Linked DNA regions of Mus musculus: region 2 is linked to region 1. Evidence: chromatin loops called from intact Hi-C (ENCODE). Cell type or tissue: left cerebral cortex. All regions are shown on one strand. Each heading gives the region's core, and the rest is flanking DNA. Links, peaks and the distances in the headings are about the cores only. Region 1 has its middle 40 kb from the start of Tigd2. Region 2 overlaps Gprin3 (GPRIN family member 3).

Region 1 (13,101 bases), core at 3,123-11,122:
AACAGCAACAGACAGGTAGATCAATGGAATAGAATTGAAGACTCAGAAATGAATCCACACACCTTTGGTCACTTGATCTTTGACAAGGGAGCTAAAACCATCCAGGGGAAAAAAGACAGCATTTTCAACAAATGGTGCTGGCACAACTGGCGGTCTTCATGTAGAAGAATGTGAATTGATCCATTCTTATTTCCTTGTATAAAGCTCAAGGCTAAGTGGCTCAAAGAACTCCACATAAAACCCGAGACACTAAAATTTATAGAGGAGAAAGTGGGGGAAAGCCTTGAAGATATGGGCACAGGGGAAAATTCCTGAAAAGAACAGCATTGGCTTGCACTGTAAGATCAAGAATTGATAAATAGGATCTCATAAAATTGCAAAGCTTCTGTAAGGCAAAAGACAATGTCAATAAGACAAAAAGGCCACCAACAGAGTGGGAAAGGATTTTTACCAGCCTAAATCAGATAGGGGACTAATATCCAATATATACAAAGACCTCAAGAAGCTGGACTCCAGACATCCTTCATCATCAGGGAAATGCAAATCAAAATAACCCTGAGATTCCATCTCACACCAGTCAAATGGTTAAGATCAAAAATTCAGGTACTGGCAAGGATGTGGAGAAAGAGAAACACTCCTCAATTGCTGGTGGGACTACAAGCTTGTACAACCACTCTGGAAATCAGTTTGGTGGTTCCAGAAAATTGAACATAGTACTACTGGAAGATCCAGCAATTCCTCTCCTGGGCATATACCCAGAAGATGTTCCAACTGGTAATAAGCACACATGCTCCACTACGTTCATACCAGCCTTATTTATAATAGCCAGAAGCTGGAAAGAATCCAGATGTCCCTCAACAGAGGAATGGATATAGAAAATATGGTACATTTACACCATGGAGTACTACTCAGCTATTAAAAACAATGAATTTATGAAATTCTTAGACAAATGGATGTATCTGGAGGATATCATCCTGAGTGAGGTAACCCAATCACAAAAGAACTCACTTGATATGCACTCACCGATAAATGGATATTAGCCCAGAAACTTAGAATACCCAAGATACAATTTGCAAAACACAAGAAAATCAAGAAGAAAGAAGACTAATGTGTGGATACTTCATTCCTTCTTAGAATAGGGAACAGAATACCCGGGGAAGGAGTTACAGAGAAAAAGATTGGGGCTGAGACAAAAGGATGGACCATCCAGAGACTGTCCCATCTGGGGATCCATCCCATAATCAGCCACCAAACGCAGACACTATTGCATATGCCAGCAAGATTTTGCTGAAAGGACCCTGATATAGCTGTCTCTTGTGAGGCTATGCCAGTGTATGGCAAATACAGAAGTGGATGCTCACAGTCATCTATTGGATGGAACACAGGGCCCCCAATGGAGGAGCTAGAGAAAGTATCCAAGGATCTGAAGGGTTCTGCAGTCTTATAGGTGGAACAACAATATGAACTAACCAGTACCCAAAGATTTCGTGTCTCTAGCTGCATATGTAGCAGAAGATGGCCCATTTGGCCATCATTGGGAAAAGAGGCCCCTTGGTCTTGCAAACTTTATATGCCCCAGTACAAGAGAATGCCAGGGCCAAGAAGTAGGAGTGAGTGAGTAGGGGAGTAGGGTGGGGGGAGGGTATAGGGGACTTTCGGGATAGCCTTTGAAATGTAAATGAAGAAAATATCTAATAAAAATTGAAAAAATAATAGATCAGAAAACTAAAAAACAAACAAAAAAGAAATCAGTATATAGATCCCTCAAAAAGCTAAACTAAATGTGAGCCAACTATACCACTTCTCATCATATGTCCAAAGGACTTAACATTCTACTACACAGATACTTACTCAGCATGTTAATTGCCACTTTTTTCATAATCATTAGGAAATGGAATCAACCTACAAGCTCTTCAGTTGATGAATGCATAATGAAAGTTTGGTGAATGTACATAATAAACAGTATCCAGATGTAAAGTAAAATAAAACCATTTGATTTGTAGGTCAATGGATGGACTTAGAAAATATTTTATTGAGTGAGGTAACCCAGACCCAGAAAGACAAACATTGTGTGTTTCTCATTTATGGTTTCTAGCTCCAAATTTCATATATAACCTAGAATAAGCAGAAACCAGAGAAGTAAAAAGGGATTGTGGCAGGGATAGGTGATAGGAATAGAGAAAAGGACTAGCAAGATAGCAGTGATATGAAAGGGAAATGGGAAAAAAAATGCGAAGGGAACTGTGATTGGGGAGGGAGGTAAGGAGGGACAAAACCCACAAAATTTGGTTGAAAAGCCATCAGAAATCATATTATTTCATATCTACCTAAAATTATGCATATATAAATGTATGTTTATATGTACATATACACATATATATGTGTATATATGTATATGTGTATGTCATAATCTATGAACAAATATCTGACACGTGAAATAATTCACTCAAGTTATTGGTAAGGGGCATCCAAAAAACTACCCAAACAATGATATACTGTTATATTGTGTGTGTGTGTAAAATACTGTTATTCCACAATTATTTCTCTCAGCCATTGAAAGTATAACCCTAATGCTAGAGACACTGCACAGGACAAAGTTTGAGCTGGATCTAATCTGAAAGCGTTCTTTATTATTCTATTTTTCATAGAACCAGAAGGTGCTATTTAAGCTGCCACCCTCAGTTCTTTCTAAGCACAATAGAACGTATAATTTCCAGGAACTCTGCAAACAATAGCACAAGAGAAAGTGAGATATGAAAGAGATGATGGATTTAGTTGATTGTGACTAATATATCTCACTTCTGTAAAGTTTAAAAAAAATCATAAAGATACAAATTACTGTTGAGTCCCTTCAGAAAGTGTCACAGATAATGGGGTATGTTGCAGCTTATGTTTTCTAGCGGCGTGATCATTGGACCACTGGCCATACTGGCTAGCTGTGATATTCAGCACTCATTTATTTCCATTTTTATTTTTTTACTTTCAGTTTCTTTATTAAACTAATAGAATTTATCTTAAAATATACAACTCAGTATTGACAATTTTAAGTCATCAAAATAATTTATAATAGTTAAATGCCTCTTAATATACATAATATCTTCAGAGGCTAAAAGTAATATGCACTTAACCAGTTTTTAAAATCTATCTGGAACGTTAAACACGATAGAAGTAGGAAAAAAAAATCTCCTATGAAGTCCTCTATGAAAAGAAATTGTGACAGGTTCCTGATAAGACAGAAACTGTTCCATCTCCAAAGGAGAGCACACACCATAATTGTGACTTCATAGAGTGAATTGGGTAGTGTTCCTTCTGTCTTTGTTTTGTGGAATAGTTTGAAGAGTGTTGATATTAGGTCTTCTTTGAAGGTCTGATAGGATTCTGCACTAAACCCACCTGGTCTTGGGCTTATTTTGCTTGAGAGACTTTTAATGACTGCTTCTATTTCTTTAGGGATTATAGGACTGTTTTATGGTTTATCTGATCCTGATTTAACTTTGGTATTTGGTATCTGTCTAGAAAATTGTCCATTTTATCCAGATTTTCCAGTATAGGCTTTTGTAGTGGGATCTTCTTCAGTTTCTGTTGTTATATCTCCATTTTCATTTCTGATTTTGTTAATTTGGATACTGTCTCTGTGTACTCTTGTTTTTCTGGCTAAAAGTATATCTATCTCATTGATTTTCTCAAAGAACCAGCTCCTGGTTTGGTTGATTCTTTGTATTGTTCTTTTTGTTTCTGCTTGTTTGATTTCAGCCCTGAGTTTGATTATTTATTGGGATGTATTTGCTTTCTTTCGTTCTAGAGCTTTCAGGTGTGCTATTAAGCTGGTAGTCTATGCTCTCTCCAGATTCTTTTTGGAGGCACTCTGAGCTGAGTTTTCCTTTTAGCACAGCTTTCATTGTGTCCCATAAGTTTGCATATGTTGTGCCTTCATTTTAATTAAAATTTAAAAAGTCTTTAATTTCTTTATTTCTTCCTTGACCAAGTTATCATTGAGTAGGGTGTAGTTCAACTTCCATGTGTATGTGAGCTTTCTGTTGTTTTTGTTACTATTGAAGACCAACCTTAGTCTGTAGTAATCTAACAGGATGCGTGGGATTATTTCAATCTTCTTGTATCTGTTGTGGACTGTTTTGTGACCAATTTTATGGTCAAGTTAGGAGAAGGTACAATGAGGTGCTAAGAATCTTCTGCTTTAGGAAAAAATGTCTATTGATACCTATTTGTCTTAGTTAGTGTTTTACTGAACAGACACCATGACCAAGGCAAGTCTTATAAAAAACAACATTTAATTGGAGCTGGCTCACAGGTTCAGAGGTTTAGTCTATTATCATCAAGGTGGGAGCATGGCAGCATCCAGGCAGGCATGGCACAAACATGTCTATTAATAAAATCGTTCTATTTCTTCATTCAAAGGCTTCTAATGGAAGACTGACTTCCAGGCAACTAGGGTGAGGGTCTTAAGCCCACACCCACAGTGACACACCTACTCCAACCAGGTCACACCTATTCCAACAAGGACACACCTCCAAATGGTGCCATTTCCTGGTCCAAAAATATACAAACCATCACACTGTTGAATCCATTTGGTTTATAACTTGTTAGTTTCACTGTGTCTCTGTCTAGTTTGTGTTTCCATGATCTGTCTATTGATGAATGTGGGGTGGTGAAGTCTCCCACTATTATTGTGTGAGGTGCAATGTGTGCTCTGAGCTTTAGTAAAGTTTCTTTTATGAATGTGGGTGCCCTTGCATTTGGAGCATAGATGTTCAGAATTGAGAGTTATCCTTGATAGATTTTTACCTTTTATGAGTATGGAGTGTTCTTCTTTATACTTTCTGATAACTTTTGATTTGAAGTTGATTTTATTTGTTATTCGAATAGCTACTTCAGCTTGCTTCTTGGGACCATTTGCTAGGAAAATTGTTTTCTGGCCCTTTACTCTGAGATAGTGTCTGACTTTGACACTGAGGTGAATTTCCTGTATGCAGCAGAATTCTGGGTCCTTTTTACATATTCAGTCTGTTAGTCTATGTACTTTTATTGAGAATTGAGTCCATTGATGTTAAGAGATATTAAGGTATAGTGATTGTTACTTCCTGTTATTTTTGATGTTATTTTTATGTTTGTGTGGCTATCTTCTTTTGAGTTTGTTGAAAGATTACTTTCTTGCTTTTTTCAATGGTGTAGTTTCCCTTGTGTTGGTGTTTTCTATCTATTATTCTTTGTAGACCTGGATTTGTGGAAAGACATTGTGTAAATTTAGTCATGGAATATATTGTTTTCTCCATCTATGGTAATTGAGAATTTTGCTGGGTATAGTAGCCTGGGCTGGCATTTGTGTTCTCATAGGGTTTGTATCACATCTGCCTAGGATCTTATAGCTTTCACAGTCTCTAGTGAGAAGTCTAGTGTAATTCTGATAGGTTTGCCTTTATATGTTACTTGACCTTTTTCCCTTACTGTTTTTAATATTTTTTCTTTGTTTAGTGCATTTGGTGTTTTGACTATTATGTGATGGTAGGAATTTCTTTTCAGGTCCAATCAATGGGCCAGAAGTTCTGTTGTTTCTTTCATATTTCTGAGCATCCCTTTCTTTAGGTTAGGGATGTTTTCTTCTATAATTTTGTTGAAGATATTTACTGGCTTGTTAAGTTGGGACTCTTCACTCTTTTCTATACCTATTATCCTTAGGTTTGGTTTTCTCATTGTGTTCTGGATTTTCTGGATGTTTTGGGTTAGGAGCTGTTTGCAATTTGCATTTTGTTTGATTATTGTGTCAATGTTTTCCATGGTATCTTCTGCACCTGAGATATTCTATCTTCTATCTTTTGTACTCTGTTGGTGATGCTTGCATCTATGACTCCTGATCTCTTTCCTAGATTTTTAATCTCCAGGTTTATCTCCCTTTGTGATTTCTTTATTGTTTCTATTTCCATTTTTAGATCCTGGATGGTTTTGTTCAATTCCTTCACCTCTTTGGTTGTGTTTTCCTGTAGTTTTCTAAGGGACTTTTATGTTTCCTCTTTAAGAGTTTCTACCTGTTTACATGTGTTCTCCTGTATTTCTCTAAGGGAGTTATTTATGTCCCTCTTAAAGCCCTCTATCATCATCATGAGATGTGATTTTTACCTCAGAGTCTTGCTTTTCTGGTGTGTTGGGGTAATGAGGGTTCACTTTGGTGGAAAAACTGGGTTCTGATGATGCCAAGTAGCCTTGGTTTCTGTTGCTTATGTTCTTTCCCATGCCTCTTACCATCTGGTTATCTGTGGTGTTAGGTACTCATGTTGTTTCTGACTGTCTGCAAACCTTTTTGTCAGATCTCCTGGAGACCAGTTCTCTCTGGGAGGAATTTGGGTATGGAGGGCTGTGACACAGGACCAGCTCCCAGTACAGATGGAAAATGAATGAATCCTCTCCCAGGCTGCACCTCGGTTCCTATGTCCTGAGGGCTCTGGGTGGGTCCCTTTAAGCAGAAGTAGTGGTCTGACCTGTGCTCACAGGCATGTCTGAGTTTCTTGGAGGTCAGCTCTCTTCTTGTGCTATTTGGGTATGGTGCGCTGTGGCACAGGAATAGCTCTGGGTGCAGATGGAAACCAGAATTCAGATGGAAACCGAAAGGCATTCATTTAAGAAATATGTACTGAAGTAAAAATGAAGTTAGGTGGAAGAAGGAGCAAGGGAGAAAGAAGAAAAATGAAGGTTTAAAGAAATATAGAAAACAATAAAAAGAAAAAAAAACAAAATTAGGAAGAGAGGAAATGCAGCCATGATCGTTCAAATAAGTCTTGAACTAGAATTCACACTTTAGTCGGTTAACTAGGAAATCAAAGAAAGCCACAAAAATTTGATACCTCTATACACAGTAATTCATCGTTACAAAAATATTAGAAATATCCATTATCTCCACTATCATGATCATTTCTCTATGATTATCATTTATGAGAGTAAAATAACTGCTTTGTTATTTCTATATTGCTTCAGCTTCATGAGGCTTTAGTTCTGTAAGTTTTGATGATAATTGTTTCATGTTGGATAATCAAATATGCCATAGGGTTATCAAATGGTTAACTTGGAGTCTATATATCCTGCAGTTTTATGCATAGAATTCATGCAGCGTATGAATTTAGAAAGGAAACAGTGGCAATATTTCTCTGCTAACTCCTGTCTGAAATTTAGCCTTCCCTCTGTTTGAGAGGATGAGCAACATGTGACCATGTTATCACCTCCTTATGCATTCCATTATCATCATACATTCTGCAGATTCCTCAACATCAGCTACTTACCAGCTTGTCTAAATCCATAGTGGACTTGACACTGGTTCTAGATTTTGTTATCTTTATGTTGAAACATATTCAACAAATAGTAACTATATTTTATTCCGTGTACTTAAAACACTCTTATGAAAATGTTTTCAAAAAGTTCCATGGGCACAAAAAAGATTAAGAAATTGTTATTTGCAAGTACCGGATGTCTCCTTTGATTGCAGATTTTCTCTGGTCTAGACATATATAGAAGAAAAATAGTGGTGCTTACAAGCATCATCAGCAGGTGGCAGCACACAACTGACAAATTTTTCAACATCAAATTCCTTGCCTGAGTTAATATATGTTTTCAGAAAGTAGATTTTGGTCATTTAGTCTTCTAACTGATGTTCTATGCTCTCTTTTATATAATATATGATACCACAAAATGCCTCCCTATTTGATAAAGATCTTTCTCAGCCTGAGACACAAAATGAAATTAAAAAATGTCCCAGCGTTTCCTAAATATATTTTAAAAATTACCCATAAGTCAGAAACGTGAAGAAAAAAAAGAAGAAAAGAAAAGAAAAGAGAAAAAGAAAAAGAAAAAGAAAAAGAAAGAGAAAGAGAAAAAGAAAAAGTAAAAGTAAAAGTAAAAGGAAAAGGAAAAGAAAAAGGAAAAGAAAAAAGATAAAACTTCTTAACTAAAACTCCAGGTACTAATTCAACTATATTTTCACTGTGTACTTGATGGTTAACTTCTGAACTGTATAAAACTATTCTCCAATCTTATTTATAATCACAGGCTAAACTAATTAAGCTTTGTAGTATTTTAATTTACATTTTTTGAGATTTCCATATGAGTACCTTTGTAGTCACCCTTCCCTCTTCCTCTTTCCAACTCTTCCTATGTCACACACTCCCTCTCAAATTCATTACCTCTTTTTAATTATGTTACACACTGTGTGTGTGTGTGTGTGTGTGTGTGTGTGTGTGTGTGTGTGTGTGTGTTAGGATTGATCACATAGTATTGGATAACCTATCAATGGGTTTATTCCTGGAGAAAGTTGATTCTCTCATCAGCCACTGATTTGCCTTCAGCTCTTCATAGAGAGATGTGGCCTTGTGACACTCCCTTCCCCTCAACATTTGCATGTCAAGTGGCATTGTCATTATGCAATCACATTGTGGAGATTTCAGGGGTGCAGTTTCCTTGTCCCATCTAGAAGGCACTGTCCTATAGCAGAATACCTGATCCTCCAGGACTTGCAGTTCTTTCTGTCCCCTTTTTGGTTTTCATTGCAGATGGGGCTGGGTACCCTATCAAAAATTGTTTGTTTGTTTTCTTTTTTCTTTTTCTTTTTTGCATTTAGATTAGTTGTTAATTTTTGCAATGGTCTCCATCTGCTGCCAAAAGAAGCCTCTTTGGTAGGGAGTGGGAACTACACTTTTTTATGGGTATAAAGATAGGTATTTAAAATAGAGTTAGCAATTATAATGTTTTTAAAAAATGGCAGGCTGCCAGGTGTAGTAGTACATGCCTTTCACCGCAGAACTTAGAGGTGAAGATGTGCAGATTTCTGTAAGTTCAAGGCCAGCCTGGTTTACATAGTGAGTTTCAGGCCAGGGTTACATAGTGAGATCTTGTCCTCAAAAACTTTAAAGAAGAAAGAACAGTAAAACATTTTCCTCCTGGGCCTATGACTTTTCCAGCTAGGTGCATAGTCCCAGGCATGAGTCACCCATTAAGGGAGACTTAACTCTACTTAGACACTGTTAGTTACTTCCAGGATAAAAGTACTCTGATTGCACCACTGAGGATATCTCACCAGGCTGCTCATTATTGTGTTCTGTAGGTTTAACGGGTGTGTAGGACCACCGACTGATTTCTCTCTCCTTGTAGCTAGCACAGTATCTTCCAATACTAAAAGGAATTAGTCTTCAATGAGAAGGCTTCAAAGTCAGGCCAAGATTGACTTCTAAGTATGAGGAATAGGCTCTTATCTTCAACTTCTGGGAGACAACTAAAGGCAATGGCAATAGTTTATAGTATTTTGAAAGTCTTTTTCAAGCCTAAACAGCAACTGAAAGGGAAATTTCCCATGCCTCACACTGGAAATTTTGTCTTCTTTTTATTTATATGAGTACACTGTAGCTGTCTTCAGACACACCAGAAGAGTGCATTGGATCCCATTACAGATGGTTTTGAGCTACCATGTGGTTGCTGAGAATTGAACTCAGGACCTCTGGAAGAACAGTCAGTGCTCTTAACTGCTGAGCCATCTCTCCAGTCCATGGAAATTTTTTTTTAGTCTGTATCTTGGGAGAGCATTATCACCTAGTGTAGCATATTATCTATCTATCTATCTATCTATCTGTCTGTCTATCTATCTATCTATCTATCTATCTATCTATCTATCTATCTATCTATCAATCTAGTCTATCTAGCAATATAGATGTAGTTCATATATACACAAATTATATGTAAATATATAAATAAGTTACATACAATACATAATAAATAATAGAATCATTTGTATATATAAACTATTTATATCTATATTGGCCTCTTTTGTATGAATTATTATTGCACACACATATATGGAATGTGTATGTATATATATATCTATCTATATAAATATACACACACACACACACACACACACACACACACACACACACACATATATATATTCCTACGTATAAGCTGTTGAATCCATATAATACTACCTGTTTGGGTAGTCATGTTGTGTCTGGTTTATGGGTATAGCTTCTAATATTACTAGGAGACACAATCTTATAGCAAACACCCTGATATTCTGTTTCATACGATATTTCTGTCTCCTCTTTTGCAGGAGTATTATAGATGAATATAAATAGTTTTAGTAAGCTTATAAAATGACATTTTCCTATGGCTTTAATAACATTCTAGTGTTATCTATATTTTCTTCCTCCCTCTCCTGATTGGTTCCTCTTCCCTCTCCCCATTCGTTTCCTTTCCCCATGTTTTCCTTCATAGAACCTAGTTCCCAATATCCTTCTCCCTAGAGAGCCATCCTTCTCTAAACCCCAACCCCTAGTGCATCTTTTCTACTTTCCTGGCTTTGGGGTTATTTCAGGTCAGGTGCTCACATCTAAATATTTGAAGCTAGAATCTATACGTGAGAGTGTTTGTGACATTTGTTTTTCTGAGTCTGGGTTGTTTCACTCAGTATAACATTTTCTAGTTCCTCATTTAGCTGCAAATTTTATTATTTAAATTTCCTTTACAACTAAATAATATTATACATTGTCTGTATACCATTTTTTTATTATCCCTCATCAATTGAAGTATATTGTTTCCATTTCCTAACTATTTTGAACAGAATCATAGTGAACATGGCTAAGAACAGTATAGCTGGATCACCTGGTAGATGTACTTACAGCTTTTTCAGAATCTTCACGCTGAAGTCCAGAGTGTGTGCATGAACAGTGGATGAGGGTTCAATCCATTTCCCATATCTCTTCCAGAATTTCTTGTCAACTCTTTCGTTGGTCATAGCCAGTATGATTGGTAAGATGAAATCTCAAGATAGTTTTAATTTTCATTTCTGTAATTGCTAAGGATGTTGAATTTGTTATATATATAAATATAAATGGAACCTCATAAAATTAAAGCTCTTCTGTACAGTAACAGAATAATCAATATATATATGCTGTTTTTATTTCTGTTTTGGGAGCTCTCTATTCAGATCTATGGCCCATTTTTAAATTGGGTCATCTGTTTTCTTGATTTTTTGTTTTATGTTTTTAGTTCTTTGTATAATCTACATATTAACTTTCTATAAGGTATATTTTTTTCAAAGATTTCTCTCACCCTGTGGACTTTTTTTTTTACTCAATTGATTATTCTGTTACTGTACAGAAGAGTTTTAATTTTATGAGGTTCCATTTATTAGATGTGGGATTTCTGATCAAATGAAAACTGGTTCAGAAAGTCTGTTCCTACACTGCTTAAGTTTTCTTTAACCAGTTTCAGCATTTCAGATTTCATATTGAGTTCTTTGATCCGTTTGTAATTGTTGTTTATGAAGGGTGGTTTGGGACTAACTTCATTCTCCTGTACGTGGACCTTCAGTTTTCCCAGCATCATTTATTGGAAATGCTGTCTTTCATTGTTTACTTTTGACACTTTGTCAAGTATCAAACAGCTATGTTACATGCTCTCATGTTTGGATCTTCTGCTTTGTTCCAATGCTCTAAATGTCTGGTTTTGTGTCAGTACCATGCTGTTCTTATTACTATAGTTCTGTAGGATAGCTTGAGACTTGGTATAGGAATCCTTGCATATTGCTATTTTTTGTTCTGGATCACTTTGCCTGTCTAGGTTCTTTTGTGGTTCCCTATGAAATTTAGCATGAATATATTTTGACTGTGGAGTTAGGCCATAAACTGCTACTATGTAAACTCCGTAAAAAGTATGATGGAAGATGTTGATTGTTCTCTCTCTCTCTCTCTCTCTCTCTCTCTCTCTCCCTCTCCTGATTGTATTCTTATTTCTACTTTATCTTTTAATAATTATAACTGCATTTGTTTTCTTTCTGTGGTCTCATGACCTTGCATCAGCCTCTCTTCAGTCTGAATTGTTGCTTGTAGAATTATATGTAGGACAGATTTGGTGGTTTTCTTTTTTCTTTCTTTAATCATGTAACATAGTTATGCTGGGTACAGTAATCTAGATTAACATCTGGGGTACTTCAGAACTTGGGGTGCATTGCTCCAGGTTCTTCCAGCTGTCTATGTATCCTTGAGGAGTCAGCTGTTACTCAGACAGGTTTTCTTTGTATGTGACTGTGACTCTCCTCTTGCAGCATTCAATACTCTCTCTAGGTTGGTCATTTTTGTTTTTTAACCTGTGATGTGATATAGGGATTTTCTTTTCTAGTCCTGCATATTTGGTGTTTTGTGTGCTTCTTGTAACTTTATAAAAATGTCTTCTGTTACTTTGGGGAACTTTTGTTCTTTGATCTAGGCCATTAGCCTAGGATTTGTCTTCTTATACACCTATAATTCATAGATCTGGTCTTAGTGTTCCAAAATTACTGAGTACCCCTTTCATGTGTTTTAAATATTTTATTTTTTATTTTTTATTTGATATTTTCTTTATTTACTTTTCAAATATTATCCCCTTTCCTGGTTTCCCTCCAAAAATCCCCTATCCCCTCCCTCCTTCCCATGCTCACCAACACACCCACTCCTGCTTCCTGGCTAAATATTTTCTTATGCTTGAGTATGTGTCTTATTCCCCTACTTCATCTTCAAGTCCTGAAACTGTTTTCCAACTTGATTATTTCTATACTTGTAGGGCTTTTCCTTGAGTTTATTAATTAGGTTATTAAGTTTTTAATCCAATATTTACTTCAGCTCCAGTTTTTCAGAATTTCTATTTCGTTATCGAATTCAGCTTTCAAATACTTGGTTTTTACTCTGGAGTATATTCTGATTCTCTGCAAATTCACTTAGGTTTTCCTTTTTTTCATGTTTGTGTCCTCCTTAATCTTTATGAAATTTTGACTGTGTTTATAAAGTTTCTTTTAAATTATGTGTCTTGGGTTTCCTTTAGGTAATTTTCTTTGGAACATGTAGGACTAGTTGGTTTAGGAGGAGACATATCATTCCAGCCTTTCATTGTTTGTGATTTTGAAATTTGATCTGTGCCTATTGTTTCTTTGAGTGCCAGTTTCTCTCTGTCATGTTATTTCTGAGATGAGGCTCTAGCTTGCTTTCATTGAGTGGGAGTTTGCTGCTGTTGCTTCTCCTCCTCCTCCTTCCTCCTCTTCCTCTGCCTCCTCCTCTTCTTCCTCTTTTTCTTCTTATT
Region 2 (13,101 bases), core at 2,705-10,704, 170 kb after region 1:
CACTACCTTTTACCCCTGAGTCAGTACTCGTTTCTGCCTTCGTGTCTAAAGTAGCTTCAGAGTCTCTGTGTCTGGCTATGAAAATAGGGCCCCTTTGTCTAAGCTCACAATGCTGCCCTTCAGAACACACCTTGAAGTTTGTGATATGAGTCTCTGCAGTGCATGTTATTTATCAACGAAGGAACTTCCTACCTAAGATCTCTAAGCGTCCAGGAAGGACAAAGAAAGGATTATGGCAAAGGGCCAGAGTTCTCAAGAGCTTTTTATTCAGCATTAATGGCAGATGTTCACACTCCCAGAAGGCTGCAGACAGCAGCACGGAGTTCTTTAGCTCTCCTGTGTCCCTACTACTACCTAGAGCACTGGTTTCAACCTTCCCAGTGCTGTGACCCTTTAAAATGGTTCCTCGTGTTATGGTGACTTTCCCACCACAAATTATTTTTGCTACTTAATAACTATAATTGTGCTACTGTTATGAATTCTAATGTTAACATGGCCAGTGCCATGGGCGTGTGTTTTCTGATGGTCTTAGGTGAGCCCTGTGAAAGGGTTGTTCAACCCCCATAGGTTGGAAAATGCTGCCTAGACATGAAAGTGCCAGAGGCATCTCCTTACAAAGCCACCTATAAATGAATGAAAGCAAGCTTGCTGGTGAGCAGAAGGGTGTAGGTAAGAAGGGTTTATATTGGAAAAAGTGTCAAGGTCACCTTAAGGTCAGGAAAAAAACCATGAAGGACTGGGGGGGGGGTGAAGAAAACAGGCATTGGAGCTAAGATCCCCTGTAGGAACTGAATGGACACCGGATTGTGAGGCTCACACTGCAGCTTCCTGGGCCATTTCCACATTTCTGTCCAATTTACATTGACCTTCTCTTATGTGATTCTTATCTAAATCAATTTTCTCGGATATTTTTATTAAGTAGGCATTAGGTGCTCACCTGTTTAAATAGATCAGCCTCCACATAAGGAATATTACCTGTGAAATCACTGCTCTGTCCTTCCAGCTACATATTTTTTTCTTGGATATTTTCTTTATTTACATTTCAAATGTTTTCCCCTTTCCAGGTCTCTCCTTCAGAAACCCTCTATCCCAGTCCCCCCCCTCCCCCCCCCCTCCACTCAACCACTCTCATCCTCCCTCCCTGGCATTCCCCTACACTGAGGCATAGAACACCCTCAGGCCTGAGGGTCTCTCCTCCCACTAATGTCCAACAAGGCCATCTTCTGTCACATATGTGGCCAGTGCCATCGGTCACTCCATGTGTATTCTTTGGTTGGTGGTCCCGTCCCCGGGAGCTCCGGGGAGTCTTGCCTGTTGACACTGTTGCTCCCTCTATTGGGCTGTAAACCCCCTCAGCTCCCTCAGTCCCTTCTCCATCTCCTTCACCAGGGACCACCAAGCTCAGTCCAATAGTTACCAGCCACATATTTTTAAAAGAGATACTCCTATTTTCATAACTGTTAAACTAAGAAGTATATTTATGCCAACTAAGTTTATGTCACAGGTCACTCTGGAAGCCTCCAGACACAGCAGCGCAGAGTCCTGTGCCACCACTTTTGCAACAGACAAGGTTTTAACAGTGGTGGATGACTGACCACCAGAGGGTGAGGAGCAGGACAAGACCACCCCGGAAGAGAATTCCTTCAATTTCTTATTTACTGAGAAAATATCAATGACATTTAAAACTTGTTTTGACCTTACTACTGCATCAGAACAATAGCTTGGGCTCAGTGAAGTAGCTCGCTGAATGTGTCAGGCCCTAATAATTCAGGGTTCGATAATGAGTGCCACCAAGAGCAATAATGAATACTTCAGTGTTTGCCTGGCCTTGGAGTTTAAAGACTGTCTCCAGTGTCCTGTGTAAAAACAAATTCAGTTTTCAGTTTTATGTAGAATAGTAGGCTACAAGCTATCGTAGGGCATTGCTTAATGTTTCTGAGTAATGATCATCTAAGATTCAAACATCAACCTTGGAAACACCAGTTCTATAAATAGTTCCTAAGTCCAAAGTCCACAGCAAGTTCAACAGTGACATAGGCCTGGCTTTTCTTGCTGTTCATGCAGTTGTTCACGTGCTTGCGCACATGTGTGCACTGCCTGTGCACGTGATTTGAGAGCATGCACTTAGTTTTGCTTTTGAGAAACAAAGAAATGCTGTTTACCGAACATATGTGTTACCTGGATATTCTGATAAAGTCATGTTTGCAGGTTTTATTGCCTATACAATGATTTGTAGACGTAAAGGGCTCTTCCTTAAACTTAACCACTCACTCAAAGATATGTCTTATGACTATTTCAGAAGTTCTCCTATTTATTTTTAAAGTGACATGAAAAGAAACCCAACTTGAAAGAAATTTGTTTATGAAATCTGGCTTAGTCCTTCTTATTGATAATTTCTGAGGGACAGTGTGGAATGGCATTGGGAAGCACATAGCTTGGTGGCTGCATTACTGAATGTATAGAGCTTCCTTCAGTAGTTTGTGGAACCTCTTTCCTCATTTTGAAATTCAAGCTTTCCTGAGAAATGGGTCCAGCAGGGTAAGTACCACTGACAGCGAATCTGAAAACATTTTGAGGGTTGTATGAGATGCAGTCTGTTATCTCACTCATATTTTAATAAGTAGATGGTTGGGCCTCAGTGGGAAATGATATGCCTAGGCCTGCTGGGACCAGATGTCCCAGGGTAGGGTGGTACACAAGGAGGGGGGGTGCTCCCCTTTCTCTGAGAAGAAGGGAAGGAGCAATGAGGAGAGGAGTTTGTTAGCCTGGGACTGGGAAGAGAGGAGGGAAGGGGGCCTTGACAGGGGTTGTAATGAATTAAAAAAAAAACCAAAAAACAAACAAACAAACAAACAAACAAACAAACAAAAAACCCAGGAATATACTGGAGTTCTCCTCTTGCCTGAAGCCAACACTGTAGAGTTCCTGCAAGGTTCTTTTCACCTCCTGCTCCCTCTTCACTCCCCCTCACATCTGCCCCACAGGACTAGTTGCTCTTTTACTACAGACTGGCATCCTGCCCTTTAACCTCCTCTCCTGCCCTTTAACCTCCTCTCCATAAGGCCAGGGCACTTCCCTCCTAGTTTAGGTTCAAAACAAAGAGTCGCCCTGGGAAAGTACCGGAAGCCAGAGGCATGTATTGTTACTTCATTTACCTGCGTGTGGCCTTGCAGAAGAGGCCCACAGAAGAGGATGAATAGCACCAGTGGGGTGGGGTGGGGGTTGGGGATGGAAGTGGATACAAGAGGAACTGGGACATTAAAGAGCAGCAATGGAAAACTGGATATCTCCAGCATTCTGGTAGGGGAGCCCCAGTAATGGGGTCCTAGGGTAGAGATTATCCCCAAGTCTTAAGCAACTATCCAAACCAATGGTCTCTAAGCACTGTTTAACAATTAAGTATCACCAGCTAGTCTAGCAATGGTTTTTCAGAATAATGACACTTCTCTCTCTGTTATATTATTTATGTTATATTATTATAGCATCTTGATAATGAAATGAATTCTGTAATAATGTCATTCTTGCTTCTCTTACTTGTAGTTATTTCCTTGAAGTTTCACCAAGGCTGTGACAAATTCACACCAGAGAGATTTCCTGTGCAATAGCTAGCCATCAGCAGAAACTGCAAGGTTTTTCTTGCATCTGCTTCATTGCTCAGTTTGCCCTGTTTCTTGACTGCTAGTTTTTTAGTTTGACCTACCAGGGAAGAAAGGAACCTGGATGAGCCCAACATGCAGTCAAACTGAAGATGCGCAGAAGCTAACCTTAATTACTGGTGCCTGCAGGAAGGAAGACATATGTGGGACAGAGGAGGGATGCTTGTTGTCAGGCTACAAGAGGAATTCCCAAGCCCTTGGTCAGGAAAATGGCCCATTATAACTTTGGCAAATCATAGTTACCAGTAGAAGTATTCCAGGAGTCTGGGGCTTATTTAAATGACTAGTTCTGTCAACTATGGATCCCTAGCAGACAGTGCAGGCTTAGTGCTTTGACCAATGACTAAAGAAATGCACTTCCTCCAATCAGTGTCTTCCCCAGCCACATTTTAAAAGCCAGCTCCAGAATAATTCCAGCAATACTTTTCATTAGTATATAAAGCAGAAGAACATGACACATCCCTATTTCATTCCTTACATTTTAACCCCAGAAGCCCTCCACTCAGAAACCACAAAAGCCACAGTGGCAGTCTTTTAATCAGCCATCATTGAAGTTTCAAATATTAAAAGAATCACTTGGCAGTCTAAAATATTACTTTTTGTATTAATTATTATTAAGAAAAAGATAACCATCTCTGAAGAATTTTGTCATTCATTATTGCCTCCTTGTTATCGTTACATCTCAGAGAGCATGGCACCTTCATCTGCACACTTCTTATGACACAAGAAAATGGTACTTCTCCAGAGAGTGCAGAGTGGATATAGTATTGTGCTCTCTATTCTCTTAAAATGATTCTGTTCTCAACACTGTCTTTTTGGCATGAAGTTGCCTATGCACCAACACTTTTAGGATTAATAATTAGATGAGAAGATGTTTTTAGAAGTAAGGTAGGAGGCCTGGTGTGGGGGAGGCTTGCAAAGTGTTCATGAGGACGGAAAGTTGAGAAAAGATGAGAGCCTGTCAGACCTATCGAGGCAGCTTTTGCTACTTAAAGATTGGCCTCTGATTAGCATCCTGTTGTTTCAAAGAGGTACATTTTAGTCAGGAGAGTGCCTAAAGAGAACAAAGCCCTGGGTTTGATTCCCATCACCACAGAACATGGTAATGTATACATTTCCCCCAACATTCTGCATGTAGAGACAGGAGGGTCAGAAGTTCAAGGTCATCTCCAACCACACAACCAGAGAGCAGCCTGAGATACAGGAAACCCTTTCTTAAAAACAAACAAACAGAATAAGCAGAGGGGCATTTGTCTTTCTGTGCAACACAGACTCATCAATTTTGACAAAAGTCACCTCATCTTTAGGCATATCAGTAGCACAATTCTGCCATCCAGTGTCAACTGTGTTAGTGATGAGCTTTGGAGAAGGGTTGTATGCACAACCCACATATCATCTTAGAGAGCATATCTCAGCCTTCATGACCCAGACAGGAACTGGGATATGTGTCCATGCTACTCTTGAGAATTTAACTCAAACACCCCTACTCAAAAGACTAGGACTTGCTCTGGGCTTTCAGAAGGTTATGCAAATATGCCATATAAACATATGATACATTTAAAATTATGTAAAGCAATTCAAGATAAAATCTGAGCCTTGGCTCTTTTCAGAAGAAAAAAAGATAAATTACTGTAAAAACTGATAATGATTTCAATTTTAAGACAGTTAAAATAAAGCAAGCAAGCCACCACATGAAAAAAGAAAACTCTGCTACTAATAGACTAGGTCAACTCAATTTGCATTCATTAAGCTTTTATATAATCTACATATTTTGAAAATGGAAACTTTTAAGCTTACCAATTCCTGGGAATTAGCTGTATGCAGGATAATTATCTTTCTGCTCTGTTGAGACCTGGAATTTAGAGTCCTATGGCACCCTAGGAATATCCAGTACAGTCCTAAGACCTGTACCTCTGAGTTCTGAGTGAATTTCAGAATAAAGCAGAAGGGTTAAATACAAGGAAACATCAAGGTCAGAAGGACAGCAGACAGAAGTGGAGACTGTAATAAAGTGACAGCATATGCAACTGTCTTGTGCCAGCCCAGACACTGTGGGCCAGTATTTCATGTTTTTATAATAGATGTCATCCTTGATGAAACACAAATATCTTGACGGTGGGCAATGATGCTTTTGCTGGGTTGCAGACTTGTGGGTTTCAGTTTCTAAGTGCCCAAGCCTGAGACCCACGCAGTGAAGATCTCTGGGATGCTTTCTTCTGTTCTGAGAATCTGACTAGAAATCATGGGCAGGTGGTGGGGATTGCAAAGTCTTTTGACACTCCTACTCAGAGCTCAGCAACTATCCCCCTACCTGTCAGATGTCTCTTCTCTGACTGCTTTCAGACAATGTTTAACATGAACATAAAACCAGCATCTAACTATTTATTTTGATTATCATTTTTAAGGAGAAATAATTTATAGAAGAGTTTTCTGAAGGGCAAGCTCAAATAATGATACACTAAGCATATGTTGAAACATTCATACTATGGATTCAATTATGTCATATCCAGTGCTGAAGAATCAAGGAGGGTTTATGGAAATAGCCGAGCATCAACTTATGATTGTATGCAGTGAGAAACTGACTTGGAGGTAATGAGCATTTATATATAAAAGCCGCACCTCAAAGACAAAACCAAATTTGAATGAAGCAGATCTCACAATAAACAGCACGAGCATTTCTGAACAATTTATACAAGCTTATCATGGGAAAGCACATTCTTATCACAGACTAACACAGATTGAGAACAACAAGAAATGTTTGTTTTATTCAGTATCTCTCTTCTACAGGGCCACAATTCAGAATGAAAATCTGGAATCAATGCCAAATTCTGCAGCGTGGAGAATTTGCATAGTGTATTCACTAAGAGCAGGGTATGGGCAGAGCTGGTTACACTTCAGAAATCAGTGGGCCACGAGTACTGAAACAAACATGCTCAGATTATGTAGAAAATAGAGTTAACACAAGTATTCTACTCCTTTAAGGATTGCATTTAATCTAAGTTGCACACACTATAATAAACTTCCCATTGACACAATATGACTTCTTAACATTTAGACTATTTATAATCAATAACCCTGAAAAATAATAAAGAATTATCAATATCTTGTGCATCACAAACTAGATTTCCTCCCACTTTGATGTTTTGTTTGCAATTTATGCTTAAAATATATTCTCGTAATCTTTCATAAAATTGTTAAATGCAAATGTGAATTTTGAAGGAGGATTGGAGCTCTGATAGCTGCTACTCAATCAACAACATCAGGTCCAAGAAATACCTGTGGCTTAGTCTTCTTCTGCTGTCTTTGAAATGGTTTTCTTGGTTCTGAAAGTGTCATGCCTGTGAATCCTGATTACAACAAACTTCCTAGCAGTAGCAAGCATGAAATGCATCCTCTTTAGGATCTAGAAATTAAGCATTTCAAATGGAACCCCTTCTGCTCAAGATTATCCAGCTGGTCTCCACAATTTTATTGACATCTCAGATTATAATGGCCGAGATGGTCTGAAGTCCACACAGCTGGGTCCACACATTGGCCTTAGTGAGTATAGTATACAGATTCTCGCCACTGCAAAATTCAGCATTTCCTTCCAAGTTTTCATTGTGAATTGTAGCTCAGTAGGAAACAGATACTGAATAAAACACAGAGATATTTTTCACTGTTCATCTTCCATTTTACTTTATGGTAAGAAACTTGTAACTTAAACTCCCCCTCAATTTTAAAGGAAAACTAAATAATTAGTCTTTTCTCCTGCCTCCAAGGATCCAAGGAGGGGACTCTAACAGCAAGCAGCCACACTCATCTTCCCCTGCTCCTCGCCCCAATGGCCATCCTCACCCTGTGCCTGGGCTCTAACTTCACAGAGACTCCTCTGCAACTTTATAATTCTCCAAAATCTTTTGGAAAATACACATACACAAACACATACACGTATACTTATACGCAGATTTCTAAGCTCCACCTCTGAATTTGGTATTAGAAACCACGAGGTCATTTCATTTAGTCCTCTTGCCATGGGTCAGTTATTACTGTCTATAATTAATGGTCTGAGCTTAAGTTCTGATGAGTTTCAAGATAAGGGAATTTAATTACAAGCTTGAACACTGGAGTGCTACCACTGTGTTGCTAGCTCCAACATATGCCCAATGAAAAAGTTGTGAGTGGTTTTCTCACTGGGATTCAGCACACTAAGTCATGTAAACTGTAAGGTTATATATGCATTTCCTCATGGATTTCAAGAATGCCTTTTCAAGTCCAATGCAGCCTTCAATATTATCATCCTAAACCTGACTTGAGTGCTAAAGCATCAGATTACTACTAATCTAAACATTCTATTGTAGGAAAGAAGGATGAGCATGCTGTCCAGGATGGAATAAGAAAACACCTAAGTTCTTATATTTGACTCCAAGTCAAAGAATTCATGCTGCTGAGTCTGTGTCCTGGCATTGTTGTTCTGAATAAAGACAAAGACGTAGCTTCATTCAGAAGGGCTCAATATCACAGCATGTTTTTATTCCAGAGCAGAAACAGCAAGAGCTTGGAGAAATTCAAAGAGTTTTCAGAGGCTCAAAACCTTTCTCTTCTTACTTTTCTACCCACATAAGCAGTAGGCCACCTACAGCAGAACATGCAGGTGCTAATTGCCTTTTTAATTATTAATCTTTATTGCACTACATTGACTAATTGATTGATTGATTGAGTGACTGGTTGAGTATGTGGGAGAGGCAGGGTGCACTCCCTGGAGGTTCCCTTTTAGTCCTAGGGGTGGCCTTTTCAGTGATACAGCTTTGTTGCACCTCAAAGTGTGTAAAAGCCTGTGTGTGGATCTCTTACTTCAACCGCTGTATCTTGCAAACTAGAAGCCTCTCTATCACCTAAAGCACTAACACTCAGACTACTCAGGACATGGGCAACAGGAAGTACACACTTACACACCATGGTTCATTATGTACATACACGCAAACAGACCATTTAAAAGTTCCCTGGGCAGCATCTATTCTTGTGAAATAAAACTCAGATCACTAGGCTCAGCAGCAAGGGCTTTTATCCACTGAGCCATTTTGCCAAACCAAGAAGTTCACACAAACGTATTTAAACATTGCACTAAGATGACAGTGAAAACACAAAACAACCAAAGGAAAGAAAATATGGCGTATGCTGTGCTCCCATTTGGTGCTTGTGGCTGCTTAGTGATGGTGCCCAGCCTGGGATTCTGCTCCTGATGGGTGCTCCCTTTTTGAACTTGTGACAATCACCTTATCACCCCCTGCCCCTCTGTTCCAATGACTGGAGCTGTGTTCTGAGAAGTGAGTCATGCTACACTGTGGTACATCTTGTCAATAGTCAGTAGTTCAGTTATCATATTCAACTGAGTCCAGGTCCAACAAGAAAATGATGGCAACAAGAAGAAAATGTCAGAAAAGGACAGGTTCATGTGGTCATGGCCATTCTCACTAGATTTTCTTAAAGTACAAGTATTAAGAAAATAAATTTTAGAAATAAAATAATTAACAACATAAAATGCTGTCTATATAGAACTAGCAAATAAGAGAGCAGTTATAGGGAGGAGAGGAGGAATGGCAAGCTGTAGGGCAAATGATACACACTTGAAGACCTAAGACCTGTAGGAAGAACAAGTTTAAAGATCTTGGGTACCGCTTGAAGGCTGCCGTTAATAGCAACATGCGGTATTCCAGAGTTTTGCTACATTACTGAGTGTTGCTGTTGCTAGGCAGGGTGGCTTGGGGATGCAGAGTAGGGGGTGAGAAGTGGGCAGCTGGGGCTTGATTCATGAGTGGATGGTTTCTTTGTAGTAAATATCTATTTTCTACATGTTTACTTACCACCCTTGTCTCACCGCCCACTCAATCCAACCACCACTCATGACCTGACTCAAGCTCTGTTTCCTTGCTTTAGCTTCTCAGTTGAAATCCACACCAAGCGCTATGCCCTCTGGATTTCTGTTGACTTATTTGGTTAGTTCTAGGGGTGGCCTTTTCAGTGACACAGCTTTGCTGCTCAGCAGAGGGTGTAAAAGCCTGTGTGTGGATCTCTTACTTCAACCGCTGTATCTTGCAAACTAGAAGCCTCTCTATCACCTAAAGCACTAACACTCAGACTACTCAGGACATGGGCAACAGGAAGTACACACTTACACACCATGGTTCATTATGTACATACACGCAAACAGACCATTTAAAAGTTCCCTGGGCAGCATCTATTCTTGTATGCTATTTTGCTCACTCATATATTCAGCAATCAAAACACTGACCACATTCACTAAACTGATTCCATAGTCATTTGGTATCTGAAATTTGAAATATCTAAGTCTAGAAGGTCACTTATGACTATGGGGTTGATAACAACTGTTTCTTTCACTTAAAAGTTATTGAAAACTTTCATGTGTCCCTTGGGTTCTCTTTGGCCCATTTCCTAGAGTTAATTGTTATTTGTTGGTGACATTTGCCATTTAGAGTCATTTGAGATATATAAGTACTTTGTGTAGGCACTAATATCCATACTTTATCCCTAAGTTCTGTTATCATAAAAAATAAGATGGCAAGCTGGGTGTGATAATACATACCATATAATTACTGAACTTGAGTGGCTGAGGCAGGGGGATTGTAAGTTTAAGGGAAGCCTGTGCCACAGAGCAAGACCCTGTCTCAAAGCAAATGAGTAAAGAGTTAAGAAATACAGGTTAAAAATAAAACCAGGGCCAGGCAGTGCTGGCTCATGCCTTTAATCCCAGCACTTGGGTGGCAGAGGTAGGCAGATTTCTGAGTTCGAGGCCAGCCTGGTCTACAGAGTGAGTTCCAGGACAGCCAGAGCTACACAGGGAAACCCGTCTCAGAAAATCAAAAAATAAAATAAAATAAAATAAAATAAAATAAATAAAACCAGGAAAGATTTCCTGAATTTCTTAGTCATTTCTATAAACTCAATCTTCCCTCCTTCAGTTACTTCACAGCATGCAGAGCAGCCATGGACACTGGGGATGAAGCAGCTGAGGCACAGGAAGTCATGACTTATCTCAAAGGCCCTTCTGTCCTCTGAGCAGACAATTGCAAATTAAGCCAAAGATCATTTGTAGATCTTTGGAGGATATAATGTGGGTAAGCCAAATCAATCTAGAACAGCCCCAATATGAATAGATTCATTTTCTCTAAACAGAATGGCCTCCTGAAGGCTGAGGTAGAAGAAGCCTTTCTGGACAGAGCTTGGGGATAGACTCTGCTTCCTTCTCTCTCCCCATCTTTTACCTTTATGTGCTGACAGGATTGCCTTCCTGAGCCCCTGCTTACTTAAAGCCCTTTCAGCACCTCTTAACCAAGGCAGCAGCTCTCGTTGTTCTGGTTCCTGGGAAACTTGCCTTGTGCTTTCCTCAGCCTGGCTTCTGAAGCCTCTTCCCAAAGGACTTTGGCTGTCACCATCTGTCATGTCATTGCATGTTGTAAGCCTGGACTGTGTCTTATTTATTCTTGTATTTCACATCTGAGTGTCATGCCTTGTTCATTGAGATACATGTTGAATGGATGACTGAAGGAGCCCATAAAGGAGAGAGCACACCAGCCCTGGAGATCCCCAGTGCAACTGTGGAGAAAAGTGTGCCCTCTGTGTCAGAAGCCATTATTTTGTCATTCTGTGACTCCATCCCTGGTAGTTATAGGCTTCCCTGTAAGTTGCAGATTTGTGACAAAACTCTAACAATGAAGGATAGCTCTGTCTAAATACATCTTTTCTGGTATATTTCAGGCATAATCAAGAAAATTTTAGAGGAACCAATAATTATGCTGGGAAAGTCTTTTGAGACAACCAATCACTGAAATTTTAGTGCATCCTGTTGGAAGCTCACTTCCTCTCCAACCACAGTTGACCTGATTCAGTTAGTTCCTCAGCCCTCTATCCTGTGAGGGTGCCATGTTGTGCCATGCCATGTCCACAACAGTACTTGGTGATTAGGTCTTGGCACATCACAGCAGATCCTCATTTGCTGTGTCTCCTTGAGTCCCTGGTATGTTTCTGGAACTCCTTTTAATGACTGAACATCCTGTCTGGTGATAGGAGTGATGATTGATACGTTGTTTTCCTGTTTACAATCAATACAGTTGTTCCACTAAACACATGCACACACCCATGGGGCACACAGACTCGACCGAAACCAAACACATTCTCTGTGACTCTTTGTCAGAGAACATTATCTATGAATACTCTGTCCATTGGAGGAGAGCAATAGAGAAGACTTCTTTGCCCTGTGACTCATTATCTCTATTCCCACCACTGTTTCTCAGGGCAGGCCTATGGTGAACACCATGGGAAGAAAAGAATAGTTTATAACGAAAAAAATAGGCTCATTCAGGAGAGGTATGCTCAAAGCATTATCAAGGTAAAATATGCAGAAGTGCCAACAAGAGCAAACAAAAGCCCACGCAAGAGCTGTGTAAATATTTCATGAAGCTAAGCCTTAATCACTCTCTCTCCAAATCTTTCTGGTGGTGTAAACACTTCAGTTTCTTCCAGTCCTGTCATGACCCAGATTCCATGAAAAAAATATAAATAAATAAAATGAAAACATGGACCTACGGATCTCGAACAAAACTGTTGTGAAAACGGAAGGAAGGCAGCAAACACCTTCAGAAAGGTGGTTCCCAGCTGGATGGCTAGCTAAAGCTCCTTTCTTTCCCAACCCCTCTAGGCTTTTGCCTTTCCCCCACCTACTCAGCTGCTCTCACATCATCCCAACCTTGAACTGCCTACATGCAACCAGTGACCTCGCTTAACACCCCTTCAAAAGCCCTTGAACTCTGATGTGCCTAGGCTGCCTTTCCTCCACCTCAATCTACTTTCCAGTGTCTAAGACTCCTCTTTCCACTTCCCTGTTGCTGTGTACTAGAAGAACATGTCAGGCCTTTGTCATAATGTACCCGGAGACAGGTTTACCACTTCTACTTGCTACCATGATTGAATGTGGTTCCAAAGTTCACCTCTAGACACTGAACATGCTCTACAATGACTTCCCTTTATCATCCTCAGTCGACCTTCCTCGTCTCTCCCTTCCGACCTCATGAAGAAATATACATGCAAATGTATTAATAAATACACACACATACACACATATAATCGAGCATATTGAATACGACTAAGTTTTTACCTTACAGCAAATAATCATAGGAAAATAATAAAGAAGGCAATCACACACACACACCCTTCTTCGAGTATTCGTTGTGTGCATATCTTACTGATTAGGATTTCTAGCTCAGAAGCAGCAAGCGGCTTCTCTTTTTTTTCTTTTTACCTTTGGGTCAGAGCTTAAGGGAGTAATAACCTTGCAGAGATATACATCACCTGCAGGGCGCACAGCCCCTCCTGAGGAGCAGGGTGGCAGCAGCGGCTGGGGACCATAAGCAACAGGCAAAAGATCCACGAACAAATGTGGGACCTAATT

Evidence for each region. A loop is a pair of places that touch in the nucleus more often than their neighbours do. Peaks named below come from ENCODE experiments on the same cell type or tissue, not always from the same donor. Only the 100,000 strongest peaks of a DNase experiment are listed, where the experiment ranks them.
Region 2: it touches region 1 in a loop (2.3-fold over the local background); 5 of 42 quality-filtered maps call a loop at or near these places.

What each region holds. Positions count from the first base shown.
Region 1 is chr6:59,242,333-59,255,433 of GRCm38, forward strand. No RefSeq gene overlaps it. Among named protein-coding and RNA genes, the nearest start is that of Tigd2, 40 kb to the left of the region's middle. In left cerebral cortex, for the core only: CTCF peaks have their summits at 7,547 (motif pointing right), 8,680 and 8,889; a DNase peak (open chromatin) is centred at 7,549.
Region 2 is chr6:59,412,964-59,426,064 of GRCm38, forward strand. The region is part of intron 1 of Gprin3 (GPRIN family member 3); the gene reads right to left. Among named protein-coding and RNA genes, the nearest start is that of Gprin3, 6.8 kb to the right of the region's middle. In left cerebral cortex, for the core only: no CTCF peak of the experiment used is centred there; DNase peaks (open chromatin) are centred at 5,017, 5,862, 6,366 and 9,453.